Regions from separate parts of the Homo sapiens genome. Here region 2 is linked to region 1. The links are chromatin loops, found by intact Hi-C in ENCODE. Cell type or tissue: spleen. All regions are shown on one strand. Each heading gives the region's core, and the rest is flanking DNA. Links, peaks and the distances in the headings are about the cores only.

Region 1 (7,230 bases), core at 1,240-6,239:
GGGCTGTTGACTGGAGCTCCTATATGTGCCTGGGCTGCTTCATAGCTAAGTAACCTCAAGGTATTTGGGCTTCTTACGTTGTAGTTCAGGGAAATGAGTGACCCCACAAACAAGAAGCTGCATCATCTTTAATGACCCCATGTCAGAAGGCCTACAACATCACTTTTCAGTACATTTTACTGGGTATAAGCAAGTAACAAATGTTGGCTAAGATTCAAGGGAAGAGGACATAGACCCCCTACCACATGATGGGAAAATAATTTGCAGGTATGTTACATTGCAGTGTGAAAGTGGTTATTTGAATGGTGGCAAAGTGTCACCTTATGGATTACTTTATGGCTCAAAGGGAAACACACAACTAGTGGAGGGGTCAGGCTGACAATACCCTAACCCAGTCAGTGATCAAGCAAAGTACTGCTGCAAATGGGACAAACAGATACTATCTGCCTTTTAATGTTACGCAGCATGAGCCCTGGAAAAGGCCAGAGCATCCCGTGGCATCAAGGAGCCATCTTGGCACTGTTAGCCAGGCCTTAGTGTTCTCCTGTTGGACATAAACAATTTGACAGAACATCAACATCATACACTGTCACTCTGTGATCAAGATAGAGGAAGACAAAAGCAAGACCCTCTGCAATCATGTCTGAACACAGACAGAACAGGAGCATTATTCAAACCACAGAAATGACCAAACATTCCCCTTTACTGGCTAACATGATTGGTTACTGCCTCATTACCAATTACAGTTTTAGCTTCTGCCACTTTTTCTAGATAAGATTTATTTATTAAGATAACCATTCACAGATTACTCTGCTTTCTAATAGCATCTGATACAGACCAAATTCCTGCTTCTTAAATCCTCCCCCAAATCCCTAACATAAGCTGAAATCCTGTAATAACCCCTTTCTAGCACTCTTACTGAGGGGCCCCAAGTTCTCCATGATGTGTTACTCCCTTGCTGCAATGAGTAATAAATGCAACTTGTTCTAGTTATACTTGTATTTTTGGTGGTCTTTACAGTACTCAGCATTACTTCTGAAATCATCATCACCTTAGAGAATTCTTTGGTACTATCAAAGTTTAAAAATGCTTATATATTATGACTCAGCAGTTTGGCTTTTCAGAATCTACTGTGAGGCATGAGCAAGGCTGTTTCTGCAAATACATCATTTTTTATAGCAAAAAATGAGAAGTGATCTAGATGTCCACCAATAGAGAATGCCCAAATAAAATGTGGAATATCAATGCAGCAATTGAAAAAATGAAGTAGAGATATTTGTTTTGATATCGATAGCTCCCAGACGTGTTTCTGAGTTGGGGGAAAGCACAAGCTGTAGACAGATAATGTGCAGCGTGCTATCCTTAATGTTTTGCATTAAACCCCCAAGTTTTTGAAGGAACAGTTTGCTTTTTCTTAATTCATGACTTTAAGCTACTTGCCTTTCCTGCAGCAAGTGGCTGCAGCTCCGTGGGATAGTGGGCCAGTTGGAATTCTAGCAGAGCAGCTAGTGTGGTGTGTCCTGTCTGGCAGGAGAGGACTGCAAAGCAGTGGGTTTTTGGAGAACGCGAATCACAGTGATCTTGGACCTCCTTGGGTAAACATTAATCTCATTTGGGTGTCTGCTGGACTCCCAGAAGGCCAAGAGAAAGCTGAATTGGTGGGTTGTTGCATCTTCCCTGCCTGTGAGAAAAAGCAGGGAGGCTTTCTTCATGTTCCTCAGTAGGAGACTGTTGGAGGGCTATCCCAAAGGTCTGAAGACGTAAAAGATCCTTTTGAAGCCCTTTAGGATATTCTCAGCCAGGCCCAAGCCTCCTTGAGGCTGCAGAGGAAATTATAACAAGTGCTTTATATGCAGGAGGCTTAGCAGCCGCAGAAAGGAAGTTAAGGCAGAGCAGTCAGAACACATGCCAGTTTGACAGCACTGCTTGCAGAGCCATGAGCTTCCAGAGAGAAGAGGAAATACACGGACGCCGAGTGCAGTATGTTCACACGCACATACAAACAGCAGCTCTAAAGCAGAACGCAGTTGTTGTGGAGCTGTATGACATAGATTTCAGACAAATCTAGTAGTGAAAAAAGATGTGGACAGTCACCACTGGGCTTGGCTTGGAGGCTTGGAAGATGAATGCAAAGCACTGGGCAAAACGGAAGAGGAAATTGAGAAAGAGAAATGTTTTGGAGGAAACATCTAGGAGACTTAGCGTACTGATAACGGGGGTTCCAGAAGGAACAAATGTGAGGCAGCATTGATACAAAAACAGGAGAAAATTTAACTGAATTGAAGAAAGATCTGATTCTGTAGTTTGAAGGGGCTCATGAGATTTGGTAAGATTGAGATCCAAGATAAAAACACGTAATTGGGTATATCTTATTAGACACGGGGAAATCAAAACAAGCTTCAAAAAACTGCATTGTCATTGGACTTTTTTTCTGTAGCACTGAAAACCATAAGATCAGAGAATTTATAGACGACTGGGTAAAAGGGACAAAAGCCAAGCTTCCTCTACCCAGACAAAAAATCATTTAGCTGTTCACCTATCAGGGTGAAGATTGATATTTGAGGGTATTCAAGAATTCAGTGTATGTATCAACCTCTCACCCCATTTGAAGAAGATCCTTAGAATAACCAATCAAACCAGTAAAGAAATGGGAACATTGGCCTCAAGATGGTAGACAGTGAAGAGGAGAATTAACAATCTGAGCAAAGTCCATATGAAAATGATACTACATACTTTCTATGGGATATAGATGTATAGATGCAGCTGAATGCATGGGGAAAAACATGGATGGTATGTACCAAAAGCTAATAGTGGTTATTGCTGGGGAGGGATCAGGATTTAAGGTAGTGATCACAGAGGACTCCCGTCTTTTCTGTAAAGATTTTGGTTTTATGTAAGAATCAGTCTAAATGTTACATGTGGTTTCTTTTTTTTTTTTTAATACCGTTTTTTGTTGTTGTTGTTTTAAATAAGCTAGATAGAGACCAGGTTATAAAGGGTTTTGTGTGCCTTGCTAAGGACTTCAGGGTTGTTAAGCAGGGAAGTTACGTTCATGATCTGATTTGCATTTAAAGAGATACTTGGTGGTGGTGGGGAAGGGGGCTGTGGGGAGGGAGGAAGTAGTCATCACTCTGTCTGGTGGAGAGCTGGAGGGTGGGCAGGCCAAGAGTCCGTTGCACCATGAGGAGGAACCTAGTAACAGTTCCCCAGTAGAACCACAAATGCTTCAAGCTAGAAGCTATCTGTGAGCCTTTAGAATGGTTTCTTAGGCCAAACTTTGCTCCACAGTCTTAATTTGACATAAATCAGCTCACTTGAAACCAATGAAATAGCCTAAAGATAGTTTGAAATAAAATCTTGGCATTTATTTTATTTGCTTTTTGAGATATCCATTAATGACCAGACTTTCTCTAACTCTTGGGAAAACAATATAGATTTTTAAAAGATAGAAGAACAATTTTTGATGGAAACATTGAATTTGAGCTGTTGAAGAAAAAAAATTCTCTGGGTTTTCAGTACGTTAGTCTTTTGTAAAATTGTTGCCAATCCTATAGAACTTCTATTTTGATGTGAAATAATGTAAGAAAATTATACAGCCTCTCTGCTGTGTTTATTGTTAAAAAACAACAGAAATATGTTAAATGGTTTTTAATTCCCTAGGACTGGGCACTTGGAGTCCTGCATGCCAAAATCATTGCAGCTATAACATTGATGGGTCCTCAGTGGTGGTTGAAAACTGTAATTGAACAGGTAAGCAAAATCAGTTTTCAGAGAAAGACATTCTGGAATTGGTTGTGTTTATGTTTGGCAGCTATAACTCTTATTTCTTATCTTCCTACCTTGCTGAGTTTTCTACATTTTTTTTGATGGGCATATATAACCTTTTTTTTTTTTTTTAAAGACAGCAGTTTAGTTTTACCACTGTAGGGGAGGAAAATAATTTGTTCTCAACCCTTGTTTTTTTTAGTTAAAATGGAACCCTTTAATAAAAGACAACAGAAAAACAAAAGTTTATTAAAGTACATATTTCATATATACATGGAGATACCCAGGGAATGAGTAATTTCAAAGAGGTGGCTTTGAATTCCAACGAATCTTCAACAAAGAATAATAAATTTTTAGAGAAGTGACAAGATGAAGGAAAAGGACTTTGAGTCTCTAGGGGTGGCAAGTGAGGGGAAGCAAAAAATTGGCAGATGCGGCTCCTTAGTAAAGCTTGGCAGTGTTGATTCCTCTGGTGCCATCTAGAGGCCCAGAAAGGCCCAAAGCTCTCTTCAGTGGGTAATCTTTGTCCTTCATGGTGTAGGGAAGTGGGGTGGGCTACCTTTTGTCTTTATACATTTATATTCTGCTTCTAGGCAATAGAGGGAGGACGGAAAGTTTTCCTGCATCTATTCTTTCTCAGTTGCATTCAACTCAAAACAATCCTTATGCCTAAGAGGCATATTTTTAGGGTGGCATATTGTGGTTTTCTATACTCCCATGAATTTTCATCAACCACGTTTAAGCCATCCTTTATCTGAAGGTTAACCAGTAGCTTACGGTATCTAGAACCCTGTTCATAGTGGAGACAAAAATGAAAATACGTGCTTTTTTTCTGGTGAAGGTTGATATTAATGTTTCTAAGCCTGTAGTAGATTTGGAGTGGGGGAAAGGTTATTGCTCGAGGTAATAAAAGAAGACAGAGGAAAAAACATTACAAAAGGAGAGCTGTTTTGGCTTCATCTAGCTACATAGTACCTAAGACTATTATTGTATTACAGAACTGCCAGATAATTTGATTGTTGTGGGAATACCTTGGAAAAGGTAGACTGTGCTTTAGCACTCCGATAATAAGACTAGAAAGTATGGTAATTCATTTAAGGAAAATTTCTATCCAAAATGGCCAACATAACAGATTTTGCTGCTACTTTACGCTTTAGCTATATGGCAAATGTACTTGTGGGGACCCCTCTTATCCTTAGGCCAGTGCCACATAAGTAAGACATAACAGTTCTGCAGCAGTAAAGTACACCTCTTTTTGCTGTATGAGAAGTAAAGACAGTAGTTAGCCAAGCATGCTCAAGAAAATCTGTTCAAAAAGTGCCTGTATTTCAAGATTTTGATTCTTAGGAGTAGGGGGGTTAGGGAGCCAGCAAATTGCAGTGTGTTTGTGTGTGTCTCTAAAGTATGGGCTAATTCTGAAGTCCACCAGGAGTGTGATGGATTGGGGGCTTCTGGCTTCATATCCCTTCAGGATCAGAGTGCAGGCCAGTACACTCTAGAATGGCCAGGTTAGCCTCTGGCCCTTGAAAAAGGAGCATGGAGATGGGATTTATTCATACTGGAGGCTGTGGAACATCATTGATCTTCTAAATAATTTGTTATCTTATTCATTGTTTTCTCTTGCGTATGTGCGTGTGTGTCTCTGTAAATTTAAGAAAAATGGTTGGAAATGGTTGAGAAACACTGGGATGCCTTGCTTCATTGATTAAAATGCATTTGGGTTAACTAGGTGTCTTTGGGAATGGCAGCATGCCTTTAAAAGGTTAAGCATGTTTGCCATTCAAATTCCGAGGTGATGGGGTTGAGTTATGCTACATTCAGTCACAGCTAAGAGAGGTTTAAGTGCTGCTGGTGAGGCAAGAGGAGAAGAAAATAACAGCCTTCTAAGCCTTGTTTCTGTCTGCACTCCATCTAAATTTTCTGTTCCCAGGGTTTTCCCATTTCCATCCATTCTTTCCTCTGCATTACTCTTGTAGAATTTTCTGGATAAGATGATGGAAATATTCTAGTAATTCTTGGACTTGCTTTTTTTATATTCACTATAGAATTCTTTCATACTAAATTTTTAAATACCTTTTGATTTGTTAAAATTTGATTTATGCAAGCTTTTCAGAAACGCTTCCTGCTTCAGTGTTTTCTCATCATACTCAGATAAAATGAATGCAATATTGTATAATAACACAATATTACATATTACGTATCTCTTTCATAAGATGTATGAAGTTACTTCAAGTAATGTGGTCTTGAATGAATACCACTGAATGTCATCTGGTATTGTATAGTGCAAGTAGAGTATAAATTATTCTAGATTAGTGTCTTATTTCATCACTTAGCAGAGCTAACTGCAGAGCGTTAGTGGGTAAATACATTTCTTCAGAAACTCGTGGGCACTATGCTTATGTTGATATACCAGAATTTGCCTTGACTTTAGAAGAAGTAACCAGTTTGACTATTTTTGGGTTGGCAGATTCAGTTGTGTGGAGATTGCTGTATTAACTTGGAGGAATTTGTCTTGTATCTTTGTTCTAATTGCTTTTTGTAATGTTTCAGGTTTACGCAAATGGCATCCGGAACATTGACCTTCACTATATTGTTCGTAAACTGGCAGCTCCCGTGATCTCTGTGCTGTTGCTTTCCCTGTGTGTACCTTATGTCATAGCTTCTGGTGTTGTTCCTTTACTAGGTACGTAATGCTGGTTGTGGAGCCTTGAAGGAGCACTTTTATTAACATTGGACATTCTCTTTACCCCTAGTAAAAAGGATGTCTCACTCCATATGCTTTATTTGTAAATGTGAATCCAGCTAAGACAATGATTTCAAAATACCACTTTTCTTAGATTTGACTATTCTGGGTAAGATTAGAGGATCATAAAGCTCTTTGATACAGTTCTTTTCTCTACCAGAAGATAAAACTTGAAATTTACATGCTGTACAAAATAGGCAGGATCAGATTTCCTTCAGGTTGTCTTCTTCTGACTAGAAGTGCTGTGATCATATAAAATTAAGTAACAGTGTTGTTGTATTTAAGTTTTAAAGAAATATTCTTTGGCATAAAAGATCCAAAGAGGAGATGCTAATGGGCAACACGTTTATACTGAAATACACTGTCTTGTTGATTGTGTAGTGAAGACTCCTCATAGCTCCTTAAACCCAACATATTTTCAAAATTATAAGCAGAGACTTTTCCTTCCCAAATCTTTTTCTTCTCCAGAATTCCGTCTCTCAGCAGCAAACATTATCATCCAACAAATTGCATAAGTCAGAAACCTTGAAGGCTATCCATGTCACCTTATTCTGTCCTCCATGTCCCTCTGGTCTCCAAGTGTCCCATTCTTCCCTGAAGAATCTGGTCTCTCGTCTCTGGAGCCTTTGCTCCTGACTTTTGTTGAGTCATTCGTCTCCTACCCTAACTTTGGCACCTTCCTATCTGGTTTCCCAGCCTTGAACCTGCCATCACTAATTCCT
Region 2 (7,230 bases), core at 928-5,927, 59 kb before region 1:
GCAATGGCGCGATCTCGGCTCATGGCAACCTCCGCCTCCTGGATTCAAGGGATTCTCCTGCCTCAGCCTCCCGAGTAGCTGGGATTACAGGCATGCACCACCACACCTGGCTAATTTTGTATTTTTAGTAGAGATGGGGTTTCTCCATGTTGGTCAGGCTGGTCTTGAACTCCTGACCTCAGGTGATCCGCCCACCTCGGCCTCCCAAAGTGCTGGGATTACAGGTGTGAGCCACTGTGCCTGGCTGTAATACACTTTTTACTTTCCTGTCTCTCTCCTTCCCTTCTGTCACCTCTTAATGTATTCTGTAAAGATGGAATCAGGTTAATAAAGTATAATTTACACACAAATTTACCCTGTTTAGGGTGCAGTTCTGTTATAACACTTTTGAAATAGAATATTGGAGATTCCATGTCTTTTTTGATTACTTCCCCATTTACCAAATATTGGGTACATGTCTACTACGTATCTAGGACCTGTGCAACAATGTTTTCTGCATGTTTCATTTCTTCATTCCAAGTCCTTGAAAAGTGCCAAGAGGCATTTCTATTGAATGGAACAGTTTGAAGAGCATTGATGTAGCTAGAGTAGTGGTTTTCAAAGCTTTGTCCCAAGACCCCTTTACATTCTTAAAATTGAGGACCCAAAGGACTTTTGTTTATGTGGGTTTTATATGTAAAGATAGATATTTACCATATTAGAAATGAAGAATGAATACAAATTATTTAGAATATTTAAAAGTAACAATAAACTCAATATATGTTAATAAAAATAACGTTATCTGGATTATTATAAGACAATTGGATTCTCATCTCTCCCTTTGCAGTCACTTTGTTAAGTGTTTTGGTTAGTGTATATAAAAACTCGGCATCACACAGATTTATAGCTTGAAAAGGGATGAATATTTTCAGATGTTTGTATGTTCTTTGATACTATGTCAAAACTTGACAAGTGGTAGTTTCTTAACGTATCTGAAAACATGGCAGTCACCTTAAAAAATTAAATTAACTGTTAAATTAAAATCCATTTGTCTGGTAGTGTAGGATAGAGTCCAGAAATAGATCCACACATACATGGACAGTTGATTTTTGGACAGAAGTGCAAAAGCAATTGCATAAAATATAAAGGATATCGTTTTTCAACAAATGGCACTGGAATAGTTGAATAGCTGTAGGAAAAAAAAAAGAACTTTGAGCTATAGCTTGTACCATATACCAAAATTAACTCAAAGGGCTGTTAGACCTCAATGAAAAACCTAAAACTATGAAACTTCTAGGGGAAAATATAGGAGAAATTCTTCGGAATCTTGGGTTAGACCAAGATCTCTTAGGTATGACTCCAAAAGCATGATCCATAAAAGAAGTGGATAAATCAGATGGCATCAAAATTCAGAATTTCTTTCAAAATTAGAAAGACACTTAACAGAATGAAGACAGGATACAGAAGATGTATCTTATAAGGGGCTTGGAGTATATAAAAAATTCTCAGAACTCAGTAATAAGAAAACAATAACTCAGTTTTTAAAATGGTCCAAAGATTTGTATAGACACTTCACTAAAAAATACATGTACATGGCTATTAAGCATATGCAAATATGCTAAGCATCATTAGTCAAAACCATAATGAGACACCACTTCACACCTGCTAGGATGGCTATAATCAGAAAGAACAGGTAAGTGTTGGTGAGCATTGTAGAAAAATTGGAACCTTCATTTGTTACGCTAGGAATGTAAGATAGTGTGACTGATTTTGGTAATTCCTCAAAAAGATAAGCTGAGTAACCATATGACCCAGAAATTTCATATACCCAAGAGAATTCAAAAAATATATTCACACAAAAACCTGTATATGAGTTAGCAGTATTATTTATAATAGCCAAATAGAAACAACCCAGTGTCCATCAACTGATGAGTAGATAAATGTGATCTATTTGTAAAATAGAATATTACCCAGCAGTTCAAAGGAATTAAGTACTGATGCATGGTACAACTTGGATAAATCTCATAAACATTAGGATAAGTGAAATAAGCCAGTCACAAAAGAACATATTTTCTATGATCCTATTTGTGTGAAATGTCCAGAATAGGCAAATCTATATATAGAGAAATTAGTGGTTGTCTGGAACTGGGGAGAGCAGATGGAGTAGGAAGTATCCACTAATAGTTACAGGGTTTCCTTTTGGGATGATGATAATGTTCTAAAAGATTATGGTGATGGTTGCGTAACTGTAAATATACTTAAAACAATTGAAGTCTTTAAATTGGTGAACTTTATGACATATATCTGAATAAAATTGTTAATTAAAACTACTGTGAGATATCATTACATACCTATTAGTGTGGCTAAAATGGTAATAGAATGACTGACCGTACCAAGTGTTTGTAAGGAGGTAGAGCAGTTGGAATTTTCATATACTGCTGGTGGGAGTGTAAAGTGGTACACCACTTCTTCTGGGGAGCAGAAAGCAACCTTCCGGGTACAGGTGAGCCAAGGTTGATGGGCAGTTATGCAGAGGGAGTTGGGATATCACTGTGTGTACCTGTGCAAGTCCTGGAGTGTGTTGGGTCCTCATCAGCAGGGCTGTATGAAGGTGTTCATTAAAACAAAACTACTGATAGTGTGGCAGGAGCTAGAAAACACCCCTTTCTTCTTAGATATCCCTCCAGCACCCTCTACTGGCAAAGTTTAACTGCCCCTAGCCAAAAGAAAAGAAAAGAAAAGCTTAGCATCCCTATCACTGAACAGGGACTGAAAGGGAGAATTTGGAGTTGAGAAGGGGATACATGGATAACTAGCTCATTACTGCTGAAATTGTTGGAATCATTCATTGCCTGTGCTGCTGAAGCTTGATGTTGCCCACAGCTGTTGGGCAGAATCTCCACCATGACTTGCGTATCTGTTAGCAGGAGTCTGCAGTACCTGCCATTAGCTGCAACTGCTGGTTTTTAGAAACAAGTAGAAAATGGTTTCGCTGTTTCTCTGCTTCTTCTTTATTTTTATTTTTGAGATGGAGTTTCGCTCTTGTCGCCCAGGCTGGAGTGCAATGGTGCGATCTTGGCTGACTGCAACCTCTGCCACCCAGGTTCAAGCGATTCTCCTGCCTCAGCCTCCTGAGTAGCTGGGATTACAAGCACATGCCACCACGCCCGGCTAATTTTGTATTTTTAGTAGAGACGGGGTTTCACCATGTTGGCCAAGCTGGTCTTGAACTCCTGACCTCAGTTGATCTACCCACCTCAGCCTCCCAAAGTGCTGAGATTACAGGTGTGAGCCACTGCACCCAGCCTCCCTGCTTCTTCTGATCTCACAGAAGTGCTTCTCATTGACAGACTCTAACTTAAGCCTAGTTGGCAAGGAGGCCAGAAAGTGCAGTTTTCAGGCTTCCAGGAGCAACAGTACAGGTGAATTTTTAATTTAGTAACGATAGTAATCTGGTGAGCTAAAATAAGTAAACTTTGGGGTACATAGAGAATTGGAATTATTATTATTATTATTATTTTTGAGACAGAGTTTCGCTCTTGTTGCCCAGGCTGGAGTACAATGGCACGATCTTGGCTCACCGCAACCTCCGCCTCCCGGGTTCAAGCGATTCTCCTGCCTCAGCCTCCCGAGTAGCTGGGATTACAGGCATATGCCACCACACCTGGCTAATTTTGTATTTTTAGTAGAGGTGGGGTTTCTCCATGTTGGTCAGGTTGGTCATGAACTGCCGACCTCAGGTGATCCGCCCACCTCAGCCTCCTGGGATTACAGGCGTGAGCCACTGCACCTGGCCGAGAATTGGAATTTTTAAACTGTGTTTGCAAGGCCTAATTCCCAAACCCACATAGTTTGTGTATGGGTATACGCTCACCCTCAAAAAGGAAATATTTTTTGTAAAATTTGAGCAGTTAAACATTTTTTTCTGCCTGTAATTGTAAAAGTAGCAATTAAACACTATCTACTTGGGGACGAGAAAGGAAGAAAAATTACCCATGTTCTCGTCTGACCAATTACAGTGGCTGTCTTTTTTTTGCATTTTCTTCTTTAGGCTATGGTGTTTTTACCTAGTTGGAAGTAAGGGAGTGTGGTCATTTAAAAATGTTATATCTCTTTCCATATTAGCAAATAGTTATATATACATATATATACTTTTTTTTTGTTTTTTGGTCTGTTGCCCAGGCTGGAATGCAGTCACGCAATTTCGGTTCACTGCAACCTCCGCCTCCTGGGTTGAAATGATTCTTGTACCTCAGCCTCCTGAGTAGCTGGGATTATAGGCGTGTGCTGCCATACCTGGCTAGTTTTTGTATTTTTAGTAGAGATGGGTTTCGCCATGTTGGCCAGGCTGGTTTCGAACTTCTGGACTCAAGTGATCCATCTTGCCAAAGTGCTGGGATTACAGGCATGAGCCACTGCGCCCAGCCTTGTATTTGCTATTTTTAAGGGACTGTATACATTCCATATAGTGAATGTGCACCATTTATATAGCCGCTTCCCTATTTTGGGCTATATAGGTTATCTGCAGACATTTTGAGTAATATTTTTAATATATTTTCAAAATTGTCTACTATAATTGTAGCTACTAATTGTAAAAATTTTATTGATAATTACATATTAAACATTCCTTGTTTACTTCAGCCAGATGAACAAGGTCAACATTAACAGTTACATGTGGCATAGTGCCACGGTTATTACTTGAGACTGTCACTATGACAGTTACTGCTGTTACTACTTGAGACCGTCATTATGAGACTGAGTGAAGGGGGACAAATGTAGAAATGAAAAATTAAGACAAAAGAAACTTTTAAAGGAAGAAAAAAGGGGAAGAAAAAGAGGGCTCCCTGCTTCTAGGGAGCAAAGGCAGCAGCCTAGCTTCCACAGCCCTTAGAATTTATTGGGTAGAAAGAGCAGGGGGGAGGTGATAATGACTGGTCAGCTGCTTAATTGATCACACGTTCATATTATTACGAACAGGCTTCAGATGTACCTAATCACAAGAAACTGAGCTTGGGGCGTGACTGCCTTCAGCATTCCTTCTGGGTGGCATAGGCAGTTTGTCAGTTTGCCAACATTCTGCGTTTATGAGAACAGTTTGCTGTTCACTCTTATAGCCTCCAGTGGTATACTGAGTTGATCACGACCCTCAGTCTTTCGGCCTCCAACAGTTACAAATCATGTTGATGGCATATCCCTTGATATGATATGATATGATATAAGATGCCACTTCATGTGATTTTTTTCCTTCCCAAAACCCATAGCCCCAGTCTATTCATGAATCATGCAATTTCCAGTAAACAGACATTCTACAGTGTACCTGACCAGTACTCCTTAAAATTGTCAAGGTCGTCAGAAACAAGGAAAATCTGAGAGACTGCCCGAGCCCAGAGGAGCCCAAGGAGACATGACAACTAAATATATGTAGATCCTAGAACAGAAAAGGGACGTTAGGTAAAGACTAAGGAAATCAGAATAAACCATGGATTTGAGTTAATGACAATGTATCAATATTGGTTAAGTGTAACAAAAGTGTAACAAATCCTAATAAGATGTTAATAGTAGGGGATATTGTGTGCTGGGTATATGGGAACTCTGTACTCTCTTCATATTTTCTGTAAGTCTAAGACTTCTAAAATCTAAAGTCTGTTAGTAATAAAAAATAATTCTTTGTATATTAAATTATCACTGATTTAACACCAGAAGGTAAGTGGAGAGATTTTGAAGTCTTACATCAAAGAACTTTCAAGATAGATAATAGCTTAAGAGTTATAACATGTACCCCAAAACTTAGAGTTTTATTTTTTTCCTCATACTAGGCACTTAGGATAAATTATTGAACTGTACTGTTGGCTAGAAAAACTTTGATGAAATGGGCTGACTTCCACAGTGGTGGTGGTTTTCTTTCTTTCTTTCCCATCTCCTGGGCAATCTCCACAAGAATTTGAAAAATTACTAAGGACTTGAAGCTTTTTTTTAATTAAAAAAACCACTATTGTTTATTGAGCCAAGCTCTTTGGTGGAATCTTTAAAAGGTATCCATGTGTAAAGACATTAGGTATTCAAATACAGCAACAAAAATTGCTACAGGATTAAATAGAAATTTCCCTTTGAAAACCAGGAAGAGCTTTGCCATATTGTTTCTAAGTAGGTTTGCGTTCATAACAAGCAAGATGCATTGATTTTACTTTGGCCTGAGCAAGATTCATAATTTTACTGCATACGAATCTGATGGGGGGGAGCCTCAATCTGCCACAGAACCTACTTCGGTGGTTTAATTTTTAGTAAAGGACTTTAAGCTGAGCCCTTTGTAGACTTCACTCTTTTTGTAGCCTTGGCCTTGTTACTCTGTTGAGGTTTTGGGTGGTGGGATTGGAACTAGTATACAAAACAGGCTATTCTTTTTTTGACTTTGTATGTTTGTAATAGTCGTACTTGCTTCATGTTTTTGCAAAGCTGCTAAGATTCTGTATAAAATAGGATCAGCTAAGTTATGTCGTAGTCACAAACTACCCTAAACCTCAGGAGCTTAAAGCATCAAAAGGTTAATCACTTCTTGGCCAGGCACATTGGCTCACACCTATAATACTGGCAGTTTGGGAGGCCAACACCAGAGGATTGCTTGAGCCCAGGAGTTTGAGACCAGACTGGGCAACGTGGTGATAGAGAGACCCTGCCTCTACAAAAAATAAAGAAAAATTTAGCTGGGCCTGGTGGTGTGCACATGTAGTCCCAGCTGGGAGGCTGAGGCAGGAGGATCACTTAAGCCCAGGAGTGTTTTTTGTTTGTTTGTTTCTTTTTGAGATAGAGTCTTGCTCCGTTGGTTGCCCAGGCTTGAGTGCAGTGGCGTCATCTCGGTTTGCTGCAACCTCCACCTCCCAGGTTCAAGCGATTTTCCTGCCTCTGCCTCGCAAGTAGCTGGTACTACAGGTGTGCGCCACCACGTTCTCGGTAATTTTTAGTAGAGATGGTGTTTCACCATGTTGGCCAGGCTGGTCTCAAACTCCTGATCTCAAGCAGTCTGCCCACCATGGCCTCCCAAAGTGTTGGGATTACAGGCGTGAGCCACCGTGCCCAGCCAGGAGTTTGAGGCTGCAGTGAACTATGGTTGTGCCATTGCACTCCAGCCTTGATGGCCTGGATGACAAAGTAAGGCTCTGTTTCTTTAAAAAAAAAAAAAAAATTTCCAATGTGGGTGGAGGGGGAAGTGCTTTTGCTAACTGTAGTCACTGGGGAGCCCAGCTTGATGGAAGC

What was found. Peaks named below come from ENCODE experiments on the same cell type or tissue, not always from the same donor. Only the 100,000 strongest peaks of a DNase experiment are listed, where the experiment ranks them.
Region 2: it touches region 1 in a loop (2.3-fold over the local background); 18 of 110 quality-filtered maps call a loop at or near these places.

What each region holds. Positions count from the first base shown.
Region 1 is chr5:10,420,075-10,427,304 of GRCh38, forward strand. MARCHF6 (membrane associated ring-CH-type finger 6) reads left to right here. Exons shown (of 26, transcript NM_005885.4): 23 at 3,661-3,750; 24 at 6,316-6,448. Among named protein-coding and RNA genes, the nearest start is that of ROPN1L-AS1, 18 kb to the right of the region's middle. RefSeq lists an enhancer at 758-1,957. In spleen, for the core only: a CTCF peak has its summit at 4,302; no DNase peak of the experiment used is centred there; H3K4me3 peaks cover 762 bases; H3K27ac peaks cover 1,945 bases.
Region 2 is chr5:10,361,817-10,369,046 of GRCh38, forward strand. The region is part of intron 1 of MARCHF6 (membrane associated ring-CH-type finger 6); the gene reads left to right. Among named protein-coding and RNA genes, the nearest start is that of MARCHF6-DT, 11 kb to the left of the region's middle. In spleen, for the core only: no CTCF peak of the experiment used is centred there; no DNase peak of the experiment used is centred there.